Linked DNA regions of Mus musculus: regions 2, 3 and 4 are each linked to region 1. A link is a loop called in an ENCODE intact Hi-C map of the cell type or tissue named here. Cell type or tissue: left cerebral cortex. All regions are shown on one strand. Links, peaks and the distances in the headings refer to the core of each region. The heading gives the core; the rest is flanking DNA.

Region 1 (5,405 bases), core at 985-4,984:
GTGTGTACCCATACACAAAAGTGCATACACAGATAGCCACACACACAGTCACACACATGCACACGCATGCAGATGGACATGCACACTAAAGTATAACTAATACGGAATGAAGGAAGCTCACTTCAAATTAGTAGCAAGAACGAAAGCACGGCCATGTTTAAAACTATGAACTTTCAGATACAAGAGGTTTTGGTTGTTTTTACTTTCATGCTGAGAAAAAATTTGGAACTCACATTCTGTTGATGAGTTTTAAAACCCCTGACTTTATAACTGTGAAATATGAACTCTGTTTCGTGATATATATATATATATATATATATACATACATATATATATATATATACATATATACATATGTATACGTGTGTGTGTGTGTGTGTGTGTGTGTGTGTGTGTGTATTGCACCATCCCACGCTAACACTGCCTACTCTCTGGTCTCAGCACCTCCATGGTTAGCCCCAAGCAGAGACTGCCCATCCCATGGTTCTCTTGCTGTGGATTTTGCTCACGTTCTCAGCCCTTTTCCCCCTGTAATTAGCATTCTCAAATCCCTGTAGCAGGTAAAATCAAAACTCTAGAGGCTTGCAATTTATCAGTCAGATTTATATCAGTAAATTCTCACTCCACAAAACGCCCACACAATGAACTCAGAGCCAATTGACATTGATATAAGCTGCCCAGCTAGATAAGACAAATTGTCCTGCAATTCTTCATTCCTTATAAGATATTCATTGCTACCTGTGGCTATGTAAAGCCACACAGAATCTGGATCGTCTTCCTCTTCCTCCATCTTCCTTCCTTCTCTCCTGTCTCTCCTATCTCTCTCCTCTCTAAGACTCCCAGCCCACCTTCTTTATCCACTGCCTATTGATTGGTTCCTTGAAATCTTTATGCATTCGGGGAAGATTCTGCCATATCTTCCAAACCAAAGGCTTATCTTTCTTGGAGTACCATCAACGGTATTCATGCGCAGTAAACCCAGAAGTAGACAGTCATCAGTTTTCTCACCCTCACAGTCACCTCTCAAAGCGCCAAGCCTCTGTACCAGCCAGCCAAGTCAGCATTCTCCACTAAAATGCCTGTGCTTCCCCTCAGCCCTCCACCAAAATTCCCACATCCTTATCTTCATTCTTCTCTCTCCATTCTAGTCGCCCTTTGTGGATAATGGCCACACTGCACTTTACCTAGAGAATGCCCAAATTCATACCACAATTCCCATTCTCCAGATCCCCAGGGTCAGTCACACTATCCCTCACTCAATAGACCAACTGTTCCCACATTTAACAACCCTAGAGAAGTAGGTCATATCCATTCCAAAATATATTCTGATGCAGCATCATCTCCTAAGATAGCCCCTCTCAAACTCTTGATCTTATCTTTCAATGAGCTTCATATGTGTGTGTCTGTGCATTTCTCACATATGCTTGCATGGTTTTGTTTACATAGACTCGATGATAAGTCTCCTGCCCCTCTTATTAAGACTATTATCACAGCCAGACTGGGATCTCTGGATCCCTCAGTTAGCCACATCTAAGTAGCTATCCCCTCTGCTCCTAGATGTTCTTTCTCACCCTCACCAAACTTCCAATTCATCAAATTAAAACCCAGTATTTTCTGACTGGTGTACCCTGACTCAAATCTTTCCTTCCAGGTTCTCTTGCACTACAATTGAACCTTAACCTTATCTTTTGAAATAACAATCGTGTAAACTATGCTGCAGTGATAAACCATCCAAATATCAAAAGAAGTGCAGTTTTTGTTATAACACCTATGCTTTCTGAGTAGGCTGGCTCTGTCCTCCATGGTGTCTTTAGATGAAGTGGAGGCAGCTCTGGCTGGAGCCTCATGATCTGCTCACGGAAAGGATGTCAACACCACACAATGGCTTCCTAATCTTGGGAAGATCTAATCTGCTCCTATACTTTCTTCATCAAAGAAAACAAACTGCCAGCCAAGGGATAACTCTACCATGTAGAAAACCCCAGTAAAAGTGAAATAGCAGAAAGTATTTAGAACAGATAATACAATCTCCCAACCATCACTAAAATTATGGTACAATATCAAGACTATTTCCTGTTTTTATTACTTTTTTTCCTCCAAAACACCTCAGCCCCAGCAGGACTAGCATTTTGGAGGAGCTGTGTATGTTCCAGAATGCTAAGCAGAAGTTCTGTCTCCCTCTATCTCTACCCAATAGGTGTCATGTGCTCTACATTTACCCAACGTGTCAATAAAAATGGCTCCAGACCTTGGAAAGTCTTCCCTGGAGAAGCAAAGTCACCCCTCACTGAAAATAGACTAGTCTAGAGTCTATAGAGGGAAGAAGTGAGGTCGAATCATGACAGGATCTATGTGATATTGTGCAAGTTTAATAATTTATTTTAAAATAGCATTAAAAATACAAAAAAAAATAATCTCCTGCCTTTTATGGGGAATAAAAGCATTAACTTCAGAGGCAAAGCATACCAAGTTTTGCACCTTGGTTTCATTGGTCCATAAAACACTGCAAATGTTGCTTAACTCCAATAAACCTTAGTTGTTTTTTTTTGTTTTTTTTTTTTCCCCTCTTCAGCAGGAGGCAGTAACATTTCTCTTGCAATCTTCCAGTAAAAAGTCAGTGCATGGTTTTTGGCATATGGTGTATGCTAGCAAATGACAGCTGGCAGCAATGGGAAAACTTTCTCCAAAATACATAAAAGAGGAAATGTTCACCAAAAGCCTGACACAGAGACAAACAAAACCTGTGCCCCATTGTGCATGTGCACGCGTACACACAGACACACACACATACACACACACACACACACACACAGCCAAAGGTCTTCTCAGAAGGGTGGCACCACAGCCCTGTACAATACTGTCTGCATTTGTTTCTCCATAAATAAGATGTGTTGTCAAGAAACTTGAGCTCTGTGGATTTGCCATAAAACACATATCCTTGGATATGAGCAACAGGTTTTCGTAGCACTTTCTTGGATGTCAGCAGATTCTCACAAATCAGAGCAGCAAAGTGTAAAACATATGCCCTCAGCAACCTGCCAAAAACCAATAAAAGGAACCTGCAGAGAAGCCAAAGCTGAGAGGCGGGCAGCAGGCTGGGGCTGGAAGCCTCCATAAATTCCCATGGAGATGCACTTTCAGTGAGAGCCCGAGTAAACAGAACAGTTTTAAAGGATGAGACAATTCCTCATATGGCGGCTGCACACCACACAGTCGAAAACTGCAAAATGACAGGTCACTGAGGCATTTTTAAATCCAGTCTTTGGGGACCAAGAAAGGATGACAAGTCAGTTGTTTTGTGATTAGGAAATGGACCTCCCTGTGGTGGAACTGGCCTTTCATTAGAGAGTGGCATGTTACCATGCTCTCAAGACATGGGGCATTTTGTATCCAGGTGCAAAACAATTCTGTTTGCTTGCAAAGAAGTTCACAGAATAGTAACTATGAAAATTACACAGAAGATTAAAGTCCCCTTTATAAGGCAGCAAACTATAAATTCTATTTTCAAACTAGCATGAGTCATTGTCGCGTCTAAATAGAATAACCTCCTGGCTTTGTATGCTGTTTCTCCTCCTCCTCCCCCTCCTCTTCCTCCTCCTCTTCCTCCTCCTCTTCTTCCTCCAACTCCATAAACTCTTGGGAGACTTTCAAGTTGGTAGAAAGATTTAGATCCCAATACCCTAGAGACTAGAACATTTCCCAGCACTAACACAGCAGCACAGAGTTTGCGTTCCATCAAAACTCAGATTTCAACCCAGAGGGAATTGTAACTGAGCCCCTTTCTCCAGCAAAGCTGGGGACAGCCTGCTCAGAACATTAAGCTTTCTGACTCTGCTCTTCATCCCTCAGAAATCCAATGCCCTGAGGCCTGGATCCCAGGCATCGTAGGTGGCTCTCTTCTGCACCACATAGCTAGTGCCAATACTCCAGATCCCTGCTTGCCCCAGTGCAAAGGCAGCTCTCTCCTTACAGTGTCAGAGCATCCAAAGCACTCTCAGCAAAGCGGGCTCCCAGCTCAGACTCTGAATGCATCTGTCCTCTCCTCTTGCTGCATTTCTAATCCTGAAGTGGAAATTTGGCTTAATGAGCCCCAAAGGGCAGCCTCTGCCAAGCTTACTAAATTCTAAGGAGATAATTAACCAGATAGGAAAAAAAGTTTTAATCTTGCAAACATAAAAAAGATTGATATTGTATTATGTGCAACTAAAATTGCACAAGCAAAGCATCCCCCCACCAGCATTCAATAAAATAAATTAAAGGTTAGCCCCAAACTTAGAAATGAGTACCTGTGCTGGTCAGGGTTCTGGATCAGTTCTTGAGTATTTTTAATGACTGAAAGAGTACATACAAAGATGCCCATGCATGCATGCATTTAGTCAGTAAATCTGTATTCTGACATACATATTTACTGACCAGCCACCAGCTGGTTCTGGCCCACCAGAAATAATTAGTTTGTAAGGTCCACCGGAAGTTGTGATTTGAATATTTGATATGATAAAGGATCATAACAACACATAGGTATATCTATAATTTAGGGTCAAAACATAGCAGATTGTCATTCTTTCTTTTTCTTAGTTTTTTTTTTTCCCTGACTCACAACTTCAAGAGGGTCACCAACCAGACATGCGCACTTTCTTCTTGCTTCTTTTCCTTTTTGTGTACTTTCTCACTCACTCATCTGTAAGATTTGCTACATAGAATCCTTCTTCATAAAGTAGTTTGCTGCATCTTCAGAGCTGAGACACTTTGCAGAAGAAAGAGGGTTTGATTAAAGTGAGGGAAGCCAATGCTTTGCAGCAAAAGACCATCAAAGAAAACCAGTCAGTGTTTCGTCCCCTATAACATTTCTCAGAGCACTGGGGCATACGGACTTCAAGACAGTGTGTTAAAGGAGATGTTCAACCTTTGCACATTACACCATAAACCCCACAAAACTCTCTCAGAAAAAGCGGTTCCCCTTAATTTATACAAATGTTTAAACCATTGCTTAAGTCACCCAATATATTTTACAATCTTACTGAACGTGTTCTTTTGATTTGACATGTGAGGTTTTTCTGTACGTACATGTACGCGTGTGCCTTTGAAGGTCAGAAGGGGACACTGGATCCCCTGGAACTGGTACTATAGGTTGTGTTGTACCTGGTTGAACTGAATCCAGGTCCTTCCTCCTCAAGAGCAACAAGAACTCTTGACTGCTCTCGGCCATCTCTCCAGCTCCTGTCCTAAATGCTTATTTTGTCTTTATTTTCCCTCCTCCTTCACTGGTTCTCTTGGTGAAGAGTACACAAGAGTAACCTAGGGTTAGAAATTTCCCTTCTTCTCATCTTTCTTGATTCCTACTTGATTTCTCCAGGGTATTGGTGGATCCTCTTGCTGGCCCCTGAGCAGACCCCTGCTGATCATTG
Region 2 (5,405 bases), core at 760-4,759, 81 kb before region 1:
CACCAGTCAGAATGGCTAAAATCAAAAACTCAGGGGACAACAGATGCTGGTGAGGATGTGGAGAAAGAAGACTCTTCCATTGCTGGTGGGATTGCAAGCTGGTACAACCACTCTGGAAATCAGTCTGGAAGTTGCTCAGGAAATGGGACATAGTACTACCTGAGGACCCAACAATACCACTCCTAGGCATATACCCAGAAAATGCTCTGACATGTAATAAGGACACATGCTCCACTATGTTCATAGCAGCCTTATTTATAATAGCCAGAAGCTGGAAAGAACACAGAAGTCCTTCAACAGGGGAATAGATACAGAAAATATGGTACATTTACACAATGGAGTACAACTCAGCTATTAAAAACAATTGATTCATGAAATTCTTAGGCAAACGGATAGAACTAGAAAATATCATCCTGAGTGAGGTAACCCAATCACAACTAAAGTAGAAGTATTATGAATTCCAGGCCACCCTGAGCTACAGTGTAAGACCCTGTATCAAAAACCAAACCCACCAAAGCCTAAAACCAGCAAGGGAAGGCTGTGACATTCGTCTTCCCTCACCATGGTGGTTGTGGGCTGGTGTGTTCACAGCAGCAGTTTGAATGGAGCTGTGTTATTTGCAAAGTTATCTGTAGGCTGTAGGAATTTCCTCTGGGTGTTTTTTTAGTAAGCCATGCAGAATATTTTCCTGACCTCCTTTCGTGCACAGGTGCTGTGTCCTGTGTGCTGCAGGAACTCTGGTGGAACTTGGCAGTCTTAGAAGCCTGCTACCCAACGCTTAAGAAAAATTCTTACATTTTCTACTTTGGTCAGTGTTGGGTCTAATATTTTTTCAGCCTACCTTCAGAATCCTCAGATAATACAACATGTGAACAAGATAGATCTCTGTGACAAGAAATGTTGGTTAGGTTTAGTTGAAATTATTATTTAAGCAGTGGTAGCAATATATAAGTTTTAAAAACTTGTCCTAAAAACCTTGAAGCATTTCCTACATTATCCATACTGTCTGTTTATACATGTGTGTGTTAATGTTCATTAATCTATTTGATTATATTTTCATTGCACATAAGATAACACAACAGCAATAAAATCATTACCATAGAGGGTAGAGAGATGTCTCAGTGGTTAAGAGCATGTAGTACTCTTCCAGAGGACCTTAGTTGAATTCTTTAACTATTGGTAATCCCAGCTCTAGCAAGTCTGATACCCTATTTGGCCTCCATAGTATCTGTACTCCTATTTACAGTCCCATATTCAGAAGCACACACATACACATAATTAAAAATAAATATTTTTAAAACATAATCACAAACAAAAATTGTGCCCTTAATAAATTTCAGGGCAAAAAGATCCTGGCTCTGATTGACTCAAGGAAGAAATCTTGTTACCATCTATACTTTGCAGATAAATAGAAAATGTTGCTTATTCTATCTGTGGGCTTTATTGTTATTATTGTTTTCAGATGCTAATAAAGGCTTTATGTCAAACAGGGACCCAGACCCCAACCAAACATTACTCATTAACCTTTCTAGTGGCTCTCTTGGAGCAGACAAGACCATTAATTGTTCATCAAATGAGAGGCAGAATCTGAATTGAAATCCTCATCACTGTCTCCAGAACTCTGGCTCCAAACCTCAGAGGTCACGATAAGCCCCAGAAGGTACATCTTTGTGAATTATTGGCTTTATAGGCCTGGTCCAATCATTTAGTTACAATTAAGTTCTACATCTAAGTTGGCCACAGGGTATTCTGAAGTCCAAAATAGAATGGTATATACACCTCATGATTATTAATAATCTGTGAGCTCATTCTCATTATACTTCTTCATAACTATCATCTTCACTATGCTAATTTATGCTATCACACTATGATGTCACTTAGTGTAACCCCCCAGAGATCCAGGATTCCTCAAAACTATTAAACACTCTTCCCAACTTGGAGGAACTCTCTGTACACTTTTGCTTTACCACTTACTATCTCTGCCTCATTCTTCAAGAAGACAGTAGATGAAGGAGAAAGACATCAGAATTAAGCAAACAAACAAAAACTAAACCAAAATCCAAAGGTTGGCTTGAATATCCATTTCAAGGCTCAGGTCCCTTGCCAAAGGCAGGACCATTGGAGATGCAGCCACATCCTGCTCTGTTGGCCAAAAATTAAGTTTGTTTCATCTTGTGTTTAGAATAAATGCCAAATACAGTCCAAATACACAGTCCAAACACACTCAGTGCCCTTTCCTCGGTTGTGCCTTGGAGAAAAATGCAGTCTAAAATAATATCTAAGCAAGGATAAAGGAAAGCAAATAGAACATGGATTACAAAGTAAACGTGTTCCTGGACGAGGAAGTGAACCAGGGACACATAGACCTTTCAGACTCACTTCTGGCTGTAGGAGCTGAGGAACGACATGGATTCATTCCCTACATGGATTTGCTTTGTGCCAGGGAGCCTTTATGAGCTATGTTTTTTTTCTCAACCCCCATATCTCTGGGGAGACATCGGGGTATTTTTCTGGCTCTAGTCAAACTCTCCTTTGACTGCATGCATCACTCTCTCCTCATCAGTTCCTACTTCAAAATGCTTTAATCCCCCAAAATGTGTTGCCATGGTGACTCTGTAGTTGCTAGAAGGTTTTTGTAAGTGGCAGCCATTCTCTTGTTTATAGTTCAGTTTCTAGAATTACAGCAATAAGAACAAACGAAGCCTCACTTGTTAGAACAGGAGGCAGGGTGCAAGCAGTGCTGGACAGCGGGCGTGGTGGAACCCAGATCCGTGGAGAAGAGAGCAGAGCCGGGAATGCTGACTACAGGGAGAACCATTCCTAAAGCTGCAGACAGAAGCCACTGTCGAGCACAGACCCTTCTGTTGCTGTCAGCTTAAATAATCTCAGTTTTCAAAAGCCCCATAAGTGACTCAGTCAACTGAAAAAAAGTGTCTAGGCTTGAGAGACCAGGGGTCAGTAACTATGGCATGCTGTTGAGCTATGCCCTGTCACCTGTTTTATTCTTGTTTGGATGGGTGTCCTACAGTCGAAAATAATATTTTACTATACAAGGCAGAACAAAAATGGTTAATATGCAACAGAATCACATGTAATGAACTATATATTTTATCTACCAAATATGTTTATTGTGTGTTAAAAATTGTAAGATCTTCCCCTGGGCAAAAAAAAAAAAAATCTATTATAATGCTCATTTGTTTTGTAGAGAGGGAAACCACTTTTCTTGTTTATTGTAGTAGTTTAACTAAATATCAACCCACACCTGTCAGGTTCACTTTTAAAAGGATGACCAGGAAGGATTCTTAATTTTTAAAGCAGAATTATTCTAGATCACTTTGTAGCTTCTGGATTAGATGATATTTTCTTTTCCATCAGTGGAAGGTCAACTTCCATTGCTTTCTGACAGGGATTGTGGACACCATGACAGACACAGGAAATTGTCCACCTGGAACTCATGTTACCCCTGTGTGGCTGTGGTCTTGTTGTCACTTCAGAAAGCTCTGTTCTCTGTTTCATCATCTAATTTTGTGTCAGTTTTCGAAGCAGGGTCTCATGTAGCCCAGGCTAGCCTCAAACTTGTTATGCAGTCAGGTTTGATCTTGAGTTCCTGGTTCTCTTGCCTCTGCCACCCATATGCTGGGATGACAGCTGTGTACACTTCTCATCCATTCTTAAATTGAATTAGGAGGGAGACAGAGGAAAAAGAAAAATAATCTTTTTCTTCCCAAAGACAATGACAGTAGGACAGCAGCTTCGACCTCCTTAATGATTTTCACACCTTAAAGACAACTTTCCTAATGATTTTCTGGAGGAAATTCTTGTAAATTTCATCAAAGAAAAAGAGAAAAATGGCATTCAAATTTTAATATATAAGGTGTTATACAAAAAATATGCAAGTTATATTAATGAATTTTGGATTTTCAGATATACTTTTTAGGATAAATATTCATATCTTATGTAAGAGCAAGAACTGGTTTATGATACTAAAATTATAGAGAGACTTGCTAAGGTTGAGCCTCCCACAATCTCTCCACCTACATTAGCCATCCTAGGAAGAGCAAAGTGTAGACTTCAAATTTACTCAGGGTACATAAGAAACAGAATTTTCAAGGCTGACTGTTTGTAAGTGATAACAAGCAGCATTTAGAAATTTAGAAACATCTTCTTGGTGTATTTGCTGTTCTTTCATCATTCTATTTGAAAGCAACAGGTATGTGTGTGTGTGCAGTTATACACCTGTTACTGTTAAGAAGAAAATACTGATTTAAAAAAAAAAAAAAAAAGATATTCCTTCCCTGGCTCAGCCATCTCTCATTTGCAGCCCAGAGTGGCTTCCAAACCTTCACAAGATAATAACCTTCTAATTATTTTCCCTTTTTAGAACTCACATTTGGAAGTGTTTCACCTATCAAATGGCCAAACTTAATTAACTAGATATTTGTTTATTTGTTACCATTCAACAGTGAACATGTATGTAGCTCTTCATCATTTCTTCCAAAAAGCTTGTGAACACTAGAATACTGTATAAATTGATATAATTTTCACAGGAAGACAGGAGTTGAGGTCTCAGCCAGAAATTGCAGCAGCTTCCGTGTCAGAATAAAACATACGGTTTCTGTAAGCTTACTAAAAAAAAAAAAATCCATAATGAACATTGCCTACAGGTCTTCATTACTAACACCCCAAAGATTTCAAGACACAGCTAAGAAATATGCCTCAAAGACATGGAACTGTGTTCCACAACTTTTTCTCACTGCAATACTTGGGAGACACAATCCACTCTCACAAGGAACTGCTGATCTCTGGTAGATTCTGTCCAGAATGCCCACCCCAGGTGAAATTAAGCTAGATTCTTGGGGAAGAAAACCCATCCTTTGAGAAGAGAAAGGAGGTATCTCTTGAAAATATATCACAAGTGAGTCTAAAATGAGCACCTTGAAAATGGACCAGGGCAGGAGTTGCATAATTCCTGCAAAGAAAGGAGTTTTATTCATTCAATTGGAAAGAAAGAAAGAGAGAGAGAGAGAGAGAGAGAGAGAGAGAGGGGGGGGGGGAGGGAGATAGGGAGGGAGGGAGGGAGGAAGGGAGAGAGAGAGAGAGAGAGAGAGAGAGAGAGAGAGAGAGAGAGAGAGAAGCAATTTTAGGATGTGAGTGATTCCCATTCATTTTCAATGTTTTGGAAGATCAAAGTGGGATCTTCACTCACTTTTGAGCCCAGACTATTCTGCAAAAATCTGCTCTCAGATCTGTAAAGGCTGCGTTTGATAGGTGGGGCCTCTGTCCCACTGATGAGCTATAAATGCTACTTAAACACTCCACCAAACTACAGTAATGCCAGCAGTGGCTCAAACCTCTAATCTAGTGTGCAGGACTCTGAGAGGCTAAGACAGGGACCCCACATCAAA
Region 3 (5,405 bases), core at 951-4,950, 60 kb after region 1:
TGTTCTTCTGCCTTCTCCACAGAACAACACAAGAGAGGTCCTTCCCAGACTCGGCCCTCACTGACTTTGGATTTCCTAGAATTCAGCACTGTAGAAGACAAATCTCTGCTCTGATAAGTTACCCAACCTTAGGTATTCTTTCACAGAAACAACAGAGTGAACCAATGCAATGGTAATTTTGTATATCTGCTGCTTATCTAACCATAATTCTCCTGGAATAGAAATAATATTTACCTGGCATTCTGTTGTATTTTCAATGTCTCCTGTAATTAATACTCAGAACATCATCAAATGAATTCCTGTGCACAAATGATAAAACTTGTACACATACTCTTGAGTTCATACAAACATTCTCCCAGCAATGTTATCATAAGAATGTCACCAGAACACTGGAGGGTTTTTTTTTTCCAAAGGTACAGTAAATTTTGTCACTGTAATCATGGCTAAAATTTATACAGTGAGTTATAGTCTCATTACCTGAATCCCTATAACTCTAATAGGGAAAACTTATTTTAATTCTCATCTTAAAAAGTAAACTGTTCCAACAGAAATATCCAGTTCATTATTCATATTTACCAAGCTATCAAATACCTTCTCTGGAATACAAACCCAGGCAGGCGGGCTCCACAGCCCATGCACCTAACTTCTACTCCCTGAGATGGATGTACATCATGGAGTCACTCCATGGTTTAACTCACTCTGTTTTACAGCTGCAGAATGCCACGTGGACCACCCAACAGAACCCTGTATCTACTCAACACTTTGGGTAAGTTCTTAGGTTGAATCCTCTTCTACAGCAACCCACAGATTTGTGTCATAAAATAGTGTGTAGTTTTGGTGGGACAGGATGTAAAGGGCCTAAGACCTAAGAGGACTCACTAGATTAGGGCACTGGAGTGGTCCATGGAGGGGTGCTGTTGAAGGATGGATAACTACATGGGCATGTAAGACTATCTACCTATGTAGAATTCCAGGTAAAGTGTATATGACAAGGGTCTTCTCAAATTGGAGACTTTGAACAGTTTTAAGATGCATCCCTAGAAAAATATGTGACCTCCTCCATGTTTCTGGTTGACACTGTCTGATACTAGTCACCTGAATTGTAAACCCTTCCATAGTTCAATAAGGGAACACAGATCTTGCATGCATGTAATTAAACACTTCACATTTTCTTATTTAGAGATAATATGTGTCATTGTTTATGACCAGAATAAAACCATACAACTATTTTGAGACACAAATCACTATGGTAACAGTTTTTCTGATTAAGTTTGAAGTTGCACTGCCTTCTGCTACTGAAAGATACAGCTTTTAACAGCAGGTATTGGGTATCTTTTATATTAGGCCTTGTTTGGTTTTATACCAGGTAAAACTTCATGTTAACTTAACTAGTGTGAATATTACAATATTCAATAACTCATACTGCATGCAGAGCCATTTAAAGGAAATCTTACTGGTTTGAGCTTTTTCAAAGACAAATGAAAAAAATGATATCTAGATTGATATCAATAGAAGGAAAAACATTAAAAACTAGAATTCTACAATCAATAATTTTAATAGTATATAAATTTCATTTATTTCTATAAAATGTTTCTTGAATTAATAAAAGTTAACACAGGTAACTGTGTATCACCTTGGGAATTTTTAATCTTTATTGCATTGGTATACTGGGTACCATGGTGCACGAATGGGCATCAGAGGACAGCTTGTGTGGGTGGGTTACCCTTTTATACTGTGTCGGTCCTAGGGATTACACTAAGGTCTTCTCACTTGACAGCAAGGGTCTTTACCCTCAGAGTCATCATACCATCCCAGTACTTTATAGTGTATAATTTTCTTATATAACATCAGGTCTCCTACCTGGTTGCCTACACAGTGGTGAGTTGTATTCTAATATTTCTTTAATTTCTTATTCAGTGGCAAATGGTTTCCAGACATCTTGCAAACAGTGAAGACCATAAATTTCCTTCTACTCTAAGCACACTTCAGGAGAACTGTAGAGCTAGAGTCTCAGAACAAGTAGGACAGCAATAATGATAATGTCCCTCACTGAGCCTTTGAGACATTCCATAAATTCACATTATTTCAACACTTCGTCCCCAGTTAATAGCGCTGATTTGGAAGAGTGTGGAGCCTTCTAGGGGAGGCATTTCATTGCAGGAAGTGGATCACTGGGGGTGGGCCTTGAGGCTTGATAGCCCAGCTCCACTTCTTGTCTGCTAACACTTCCTGACTGCAGACATCATATCCAGCTTTCCAGGATTCCTGCCACTATGCCTAACCTATCATCATGGACTGTCTCCCCTAAAACTGTGAGCCAAATAGACCCTTCCTCCCCTGGGATGTCTCAGGGATTTGATCTCAGCAGTTAAAACACTAGGACTCCTCACGCTTCGTTTACAAATTTACCACAATGAACAGAAATCAGAGATGTGTACATGTAAAACTTTCACATTGTTTATATGGAAGATACAATATTTAGCATCAGTTGAAGGAGTTTGTCCTTCAGTCCTGGCAAATAGCCCCATGAGCTTGCTCAGAAATAAAGTAGAGATTAGAGAACCTGGGTAGTTTCCTTGGGTGTTAGATTATGAAAGGAATGCAGCAGCACGTTAAATGTCTTCACAAACGTTCAGGAGCAATGGCTTATATTGGATAAAATGAGAAAATTGGCTGGCAAAATGTAATAAGCATTCCAAGTCATGAGGCACCAGATGCCAGCATTTCCTCAACCGTATATTAAAGCATCTTTGTGTAAGTGTGCTTTCTGCAAGTAATGACGTTACGAATGCCACAGTTACACAAGGGAGCCCAGAACTTCACTGTTTGCAGACACATCAGTTACAGTTGCCATTTAATATTGCTATTTTTCTTTTTGAATGTCAGATGAGTAAATCATAGAGATAAGACAGTAAGCTTGCCTTAAAATGAAAGGTCTTACTTCAGTTTTGATAATTTGCTATCATATAGTGAAGTGTGACAGGCAAGCAAGTTATTCAATCAATTAGTTCTATTCCTACACAGTTCTTATTTCAAGCGCCATCACAGATACATTTATGGAATTAGAGGTGTAGTAAAACATACTGCATTGTGATAAATAGCTAAGATACATCAGTAGGATGAGCTTTCTGTTAGCTATGAACTACATCCACAACATTTTCAGAAATTGAGCGTATCATTTATGACAAAAAAAATAGCGTAGTTGTAGTGGCTATTCCTGGTTGTCAACTTGACTATATTTGGAATGAACTACAATCCAGAATTGGAAGGCTCACCAGTGACCCTTATCTGGAGGCTTGGAGATCCTTATCTGGATCTTGGTATGGAGATCTTGAGCCATAGTGACTATGGATTCCAGAAGATTGAATCTCAGAGTTTAAGGAACACACCTTTAACCTGGGCTACACCTTTCATCTGGGATTAAAGGTGTGGTGGAACACACCTTTAATCTGGGCTACACCTTCTGCTGGAGACAATATAAGGACATTGGAAGAAGGGAGTCTAGCTCTTGCTCCTTCGCCTGCTTGCTGCGTGAGACTGAGTAACTGCTAGATCCTTGGACTTCCATTCACAGCTTCTACTGAACAATTGTTGGGAATTGGGCTGCCGACTGTAAGTCATCAATAAATTCCTTTACTATCCATAAGTTCTGTGACTCTAGAGAACCCTGACTAATACAGTAGTCTTGGTTTTTCTTGATTCTGTTTGAATCCTTAAAATATTTCATTTTCTTAAGTCATCTACTTAGATGCAAAGATAGAAGTTGGTGAGAGCATGTGGCTTGAAATCATGTTAGGTGACCTTTAAGAAAGACAATCTCTGTCGGTTACTGCAGGTATATGCTCTACACCTCCTGATTCCTCCTGCCCTAAGCTTCCTGATAGCATCACTCGTTCAGTCAAAAAGAATGCTCTTATTTGAAATTTTTGCATATGGGTAAATTGCCTTCTGAGATAAAAGCCCAGAGAGTGATATAAAATTGTAGCTAGGTGAGCCAAAAGTAAATACCACATTCTAGAACTTTCTATAACTTTGTCCCGGTGGAAGTATGAATTATGCCTAAATACCCGAGTGGAAATGCTGCATTTTCTCTATTCTACCCACGTCCATTCTGATCACTTACTATCATAACACTAATAACATTCCTTGAAGCAGGGAGGACGCAGCTGTCATTAACAAGGCTGACTAGATAAGGACCAGCGGCTCTGTAGCAGCTAAAGGACCCATTCTAACCGGCTTAAATGGGATTGCTTGTTTTCCACTTTTGTTATTAAAATAGAAGTGGAAATCTGCTTTCCCCAGCCTATCAGCATCCCGTGCCTGAGCCTGCCTGACCTTGAGCAGTGCAGCTGCTTCGGGAGAGTTAAAAATGGACCTTCAAGCTGGCTTTAGTTTCTGTTGCTCTGCCTGCAAGTGTCCTCCCACTGATCTGTTTATCACACTCTCTTTACCACTTTTGTTGTTGTTTTTCCTTCTGAGAGTTTTTTTAGCCTGGACAGCGGATCCTACTTCTCAAGGCCCTAACCTGCAGGTCCTTCCTTGCACGTGGGGACCCAAAGTGTGCGGGAGTGGTGCTGGAACCTGGCCTTGAATGAGGTTCACCCTCACCCCAAGTATCTCGGTCTCTTCCTTTTCTGATCCACCTCAACCATCTCAGCAACCTCAGCAACCTCGCTGGGAACGCCCACCCATTGCAAACCCTGTGCCACTGGCGCAGGGCAGCAGGAAGGGTGGCTTAGTAAAGTTAGAAGAAAACGTTTGGCATCGTGCTTTTAGTGGTGTCCCAGACCCTCTGTTCCCTCTTGCTCAAGACTCCCCGGAAAGAGTCGCAGAGCTTATCCTAGCAGGACAACTCTTTATTCTCATGCCCCACAAGCTTTTTAAAGACCACTAAAGCTTAAACTTCTTCCCAAACAAGCCCACCGGGAACTTTTGCTTCTGGGAATGGCAATTGCTCCTAACTATCCTGCGGCTGGAGCAGGCAACTGAGATCCTGTTAGTGGTTTTGTTTAGTTTCTTGGCACTGGCCCTCTTCAATTCAAGTTCTGTGCCTTTCGAAGCCAGGTCTTAGAACAGGGCCAGGCTCGCCCTGGCCGCGGAGAAAAACGGTTTAGTCACAGATGTAGTATCCCCAAAGATGCCCCATTGATTCCTGAGTGCAGCTGAAGCTAGAGAGCCCTTACCACATCCCGACCACCTGCGGGGAGACTGGGTGCGGACTGGAGCTGATGGGTTAGAGTCAGAACATGGGCATAAAGGATGCTCACAGAGCACAGTGTCAACTAAGCCAAATACTTATTCAGAATGACACAGCAAAGTTTTGGGTCATGCCTAACAGGACCTGGAGCTTCTAGCTGCTTGAAAAGTTCCATAGCCAAAACCTGAGCAGTCTGAGCCTGGAAGCA
Region 4 (5,405 bases), core at 936-4,935, 70 kb before region 1:
ATTAGAAAGGGCAATCTGCAAATTCATCTGGAATAACAAAAAACCTAGGATAGCAAAAACTCTGCTCAAGAATAAAAGAACCTCTGGTGTAATCACCCTGCCTGACCTAAAGCTTTACTACAGAGCAATTGTGATAAAAACTGCATGGTACTGGTATAGCGACAGACAAGTAGACCAATGGAATAGAATTGAAGACCCAGAAATGAACCCACACATCTATGGTCACTTGATCTTTGACAAGTGCGCTAAAACTATCCAGTAGAAAAGAGCATTTTCAACAAATGGTGCTGGCACAACTGGTGGTTATCCTGTAGAAGAATGCAAATTGATCCATTCCTATCTCCTTGTACTAAGGTCAAATCTAAGTCGATCAAGGAACGCCACATAAAACCAGAGACACTGAAACTTATAAAGGAGAAAGTAGGAAAAAGCCTTGAAGATATGGGTATAGGGGAAAAATTCCTGAATAGAACATCCATTCCCTGTGCTGTAAGATTGAGAATCGACAAATAGGACCTCATAAAATTGCAAAGCTTCTGCAAGGCAAAAGACACTGTCAATAAGACAAACAGGCCACCAACAGATTGGGAAAGGATCTTTACCTATCCCAAATCAGATAAGGGACTAATACCCAATATATATAAAGAACTCAAGAAGGTGGACTCCAGAAAATCAAATAACCCCATTAAAAAATGGGGCTCAGAGCTAAACAAAGAATTCTCACCTGAGGAATATCAAATGGCTGAGAAGTACCTGAAAAAATGTTCAACATCCTTAATCATCAGGGAAATGGAAATCAAAACAACCCTGAGATTTCACCTCACACCAGTCCTGCTGGCGTGACTTCTGAAGTGCTCGCTCGGATCTCTGGGAAAGGGTCATTGCCTTTATCTTCACAGAAACACATATACAGGTTCACTTTCCTCTCTTCCTCTCTTTAATTCTCCTGCCATCCATGCTTACATTAATAGTCTTAGTATTTGTGGAGAATGATTTTATATCTAGAGAGCTTAATTTTTAGTTGCAGCTTTTGTAAGAATCAATTCAGAATTTTTCATTTCTAATGAATTATTCACAACTTACAGAGTGAGTATTGGCTTGGATTTGGTTATGAGTCTCTACCTGGTTTAAAATATAAGGGACAGAGCAGCCACCAATGTCATCTACTGGAAAATATCACTGTGGTGCTGATCACTTAATGAGAGAGCAAGAAGGCTGCCTTTGGACACCAGAGTGACTCCTTTGCTATACACTGCACAAATCAAACCTCCCTTGTACCTATTCAGCACAAGTTCAGATTTATGCTTTTAATAAACACACAGCAGTGATCTGGCTGCAGATCTGTGGATTGACAATATACAGAGCTCTCCCTTTGGGTACCATTTGCCTGCAAGCCATAGAGATGAAGGCTGTGTGGTCCCCACCCCCTCCAGAGTAATAACACCATCCAGAATCCTACTGGGTCCACAGAAAAATGGTCTTGTTCTGAGGAACTGGGTGAATAGCAAATCTCTCATCTCAGTGACTGGTTTTGTGGGCAAACATGGCTACATGTCATGGAACATCAAGTAATAATCGCATCATCTTCACTATTTCAATGGAACACACCCTACCCCTGTTCTTATTAAAGGAGATGGAAGCAAGGCTCAATGTCGAGCAAGCTGCCCCATAATCCTGATCCTCCTGCCTCCACTATCCAAGTGCTGGGATGACAGATATGCATCACTCTACCCTGTCAACCTTTACACCTCAAATTCTATGAGGTAAGAAGATTTCACTGTCTCTTTCCCGAAATTCCTAGCATCTACAGATAAGGCATTTCTATTGGTATCTAAGGTCCAAACTTCCCAAGGTAGATAGATATAAGACCCTCTGTGGTCTATCTAAAATGTGGTTTTCTACATCCTCCCTTTCTCCTCGTCAAAACTCATGGGACACACTCTTACATTATCACAGTATTATTATTAGACAGTCAGATTCATGTCCCAGGTCAGTTAGATACTGCTTCAGTGGTGTGAAAACTTTCAGTGAAGCAACACCATCATCTAAGACAGAACTGAAGGGACTTGAATCTGAGGGTTAGTGCCAATGTAGAGTGTAAGCCCTTTGGTCCAGGAGCATCCATCAAACACAACACAACACTGTTATAGGCACACATCATTCCACTCAGATTCAGCTCTTTGGATAAGCTGGAAACATATCAAAGCTTTATGACATGCAAATAAAATACTACATAGAGGAAAATAAATGGCCTTACTTGAAAGATTCAGAAATCTATCACCAGTAGATTACAAAAAGTAACTCCAAAGAAAGACAGACTGAAAACCAGGTAAAATGTCAGAATCACATTGTTAGAACTCTAGAAAACCAAAGTGTAGTTTTCAGTACACACAGGAATGACCAGCCAATCAGAGGCAGTGTGCACACAGGAGAGGTCTCTGGTCATTTGACCCTCTCTCGCCCAGTCTAGCTCAGTGGTTTTCTAGAAATCCTTTATTTCCAATATCAGCCCCAGTTGCCAGCAATAGCAGAACACACCCTGTTTATATTGTTTTGATTTGCCTAAGGGCTCTTTGAAGAGAGTAGTAAGGGATTTCAAGTCATATCACTTAATTCAGAACTTTCTCGAAATGAAAGCCTGGTTATGCAGAGGTCATTAAATAAATAAATAATGGTTTAAAGTTTGACAAGAACATAAACAGGCTTCTGTCACTGCTGGCAAAGTATAATAGTTGGAACAGATGATAATAATCCAGACATAGGGGAAAGGCTGGAATAAAGATGTTAACAGAATAGAAAGAGAATATATGATAGGCTCAGTGTGAACATGGGTACAGTATTAGGTCATGAAAATGGGCATTATTATGAGTCTTATGAACATATTCTAATATTTGTAAACATAAGTTCTCTAATCATCTTATCAGAACAGACACAGAAAGTGTAAAAAAGTAATAGCAACCTGAATATATTTTAATCAAGTCAACAATTCAAAATGTTCTGCAAAGAGAAAAAGTCTGGATTGTTTCACTATTGAGCTCAACAAAGCATTTAAGGAAAACTAAATCTAAGTGTACAGAAACTCTTCCAGATTTTACAGCAAAGCTGTCTTTGTTCTTAACTGGTTCAACTGGTTTTTAAAATAACATAGTCTAGATAGGAAATTGCAGCAAACCCAAAGTTAGTTCCGGGCCAAGATGTGGGATGCCTGCCTTCTGTAGTCTTCATTACCTCTGGTCTTGGTTGCCCACCAGAACTAAATGTTAAGATCCTACACACATTGATTTAAGACACTATGTACTTTGGGTACAAGCAGACAATTCAAGCTGAAACTGAGTTAGAAGCTCCCCACCTCCACCCCCATCAGATCCTTTCACCACTGCTTTCACTGTAATGGAAGATGCTATGTAGGCTGCTGGAGGAGAGAAGTTACTAAACTGTGAACCAAGTGGGCTATATAACATCAATCTATCATGCAAGATGTGCTTGCTGGAGCAAGAGTGGCATGACTGGTATGAGAGTAGCCAACTACTTCCTGATTGATGTTTCTCTGGTTTGGAAAACCATGTCAAAAGCCTGGGACATGTGAGGTCATGAGATGTGAAGGAACCTGCTACTGTTCTTTTGCTCAATGAACATGGTGCAAACTGCCTTCTAAGTATTTATGTTTATAGCCAAGACTCTTCTCAGCCTTGGTCAGGAAACCCATACATAGTGAGCAATAGTTAATATAGATACCCGTACCACGTCCAAATGATGAGAATATGTGATTATTGAGTGCTTGGTCCTAAACAGTACATCAGATCGGTCCCTCCAAGGCTCGGAGAACATAAAGAGGAAAGGGTATAAAGAATTGTAAGAACTAGAAGATGGGATGGGAGTGCTATGAAACACTACCCTTTGGGTGTGGTAGGGTCTTTGCACATATGAACTTACAGCAGCCCTTGTTACCTTCAAAAAACATACGTGAAACTGAGACCATCAAAATTACTGCATGGGTGGATGAACAACATCTCAGCTCTGTCTGAGGGAACACTGGCAGGTAGCAGATGTCAGGAGAGGGAGCAGAACTATCTTCAGTGGGTTAGCTGCTGGTACATTGTCCAGGACCCAGGAAATAGCCACCAACTCCTACTCATGCAAGCAAACTTGACTGAACTCAGTGAGTTACCAAAAGGTAAAAAAAAAATTAAATTCAAAGCAATTTTGAAGCTTAAAAAAAGAAATTTTTAGATGAATATCAGTCATAAATTTAGACATTCTTTAAAACCTTAAACAAAATATCAGCATCTTAAAAGCAGTAATGTGTGAAAAGACCTACTTTCTAGGCAAGTCAGGCTTGTGCCTATGATAAACTTGAGTTAACATTTGCAAATCAATCAATCAGTGTCAGCTTGCTACATCATAATCAACAGTTTCTAAGAAAGGAGAAATAAATGCATATTTTCAAAAATAATCAGATCTTGAGCCTGAGGTCATACTGGGTTACGTTATGATCCTTACAGGAAAAAAAGAAAAAAAGAAAAAGAAAAAGAGGTGGGCCTGTTGGGAAATCTTAGGTCATAAGGGTGTGCCCTTGAAGGGAACTATGGGACCCTAGCCTCTTCCTGATCTTTGCCATGAGAGAGCAGGTCTCTCTCCATGTGCTTCCACCATGTTGTGATGTCCAGCCACAAACTCAAAGCAACAGGACTATTTAGTCAAGACTGAGACCTCCGAGGCAGCAAGCTAAAGTCGGTTTTTATTTTTCCCTTCTAACTTGGTACACTAACAGAAAATTGATACCATTATTTTAAACAACACTAGGTAGCAAACGGACATTGCTTATTGTGTCTCATAGTCTCTGCTGTGTTTTGTATATACATTAACTCATTAAAGTACAACTTAGAAAGTAGTTGCTAAAATTACTCCCATTACATAAACAGAAGCTAAGAAGAGAGGCTATGAAGTTACCCAATTTATCTAAGTCATACGAGGTACATCATTTGTGAATACTAGCAGGGTGGCTGAAAAGTTTATGCTTCATTTGTTTGTCCAGAAATATCATGTACTTCATAGTGCATGGTGCTAACATAGAGAGGACATGCAAAGTTAGGAAAGCAAAGGGAAAAAATTCACCTCTTCACTCTAACTGCTGACTATAGTGTGGTCTCTTACCAATGTTCACTGAAAGCACTGATTCCACACTAGACTGTATCACTTCACAACTGGATACCACTTTTACATTCTTACAATAGAATGTTAACATTCTTATAATAGAATGGCTGCATTCTATTAAGTTCTACAACTAGAATAATTGACTTAACAACTTTCCCTAGACATTTTATTATTAATAATTATATAATTATACAATTATTATATAATTATATAAGTAGGATGCCTTCACTGTTTTCTTATTGCCTATGAAT

What was found. Hi-C counts contacts between places; a loop is a spot of excess contacts. Peaks named below come from ENCODE experiments on the same cell type or tissue, not always from the same donor. Only the 100,000 strongest peaks of a DNase experiment are listed, where the experiment ranks them.
Region 2: a loop joins it to region 1, with 3 times the contacts of the local background. A loop is called at or near these places in 2 of 42 quality-filtered maps.
Region 3: it touches region 1 in a loop (2.2-fold over the local background); 6 of 42 quality-filtered maps call a loop at or near these places.
Region 4: a loop joins it to region 1, with 2.6 times the contacts of the local background. A loop is called at or near these places in 2 of 42 quality-filtered maps.

What each region holds. Positions count from the first base shown.
Region 1 is chr3:137,558,251-137,563,655 of GRCm38, forward strand. No RefSeq gene overlaps it. Among named protein-coding and RNA genes, the nearest start is that of Gm4861, 8.3 kb to the left of the region's middle. In left cerebral cortex, for the core only: no CTCF peak of the experiment used is centred there; DNase peaks (open chromatin) are centred at 2,688, 3,028, 3,566 and 3,914; H3K27ac peaks cover 1,835 bases.
Region 2 is chr3:137,477,317-137,482,721 of GRCm38, forward strand. No RefSeq gene overlaps it. Among named protein-coding and RNA genes, the nearest start is that of Gm4861, 73 kb to the right of the region's middle. In left cerebral cortex, for the core only: a CTCF peak has its summit at 2,837; DNase peaks (open chromatin) are centred at 2,658, 3,553, 4,043 and 4,739; H3K27ac peaks cover 2,889 bases.
Region 3 is chr3:137,618,018-137,623,422 of GRCm38, forward strand. No RefSeq gene overlaps it. Among named protein-coding and RNA genes, the nearest start is that of Ddit4l, 3.0 kb to the right of the region's middle. In left cerebral cortex, for the core only: no CTCF peak of the experiment used is centred there; DNase peaks (open chromatin) are centred at 2,710 and 4,282; H3K27ac peaks cover 1,346 bases.
Region 4 is chr3:137,488,465-137,493,869 of GRCm38, forward strand. No RefSeq gene overlaps it. Among named protein-coding and RNA genes, the nearest start is that of Gm4861, 61 kb to the right of the region's middle. In left cerebral cortex, for the core only: no CTCF peak of the experiment used is centred there; a DNase peak (open chromatin) is centred at 3,250; H3K27ac peaks cover 714 bases.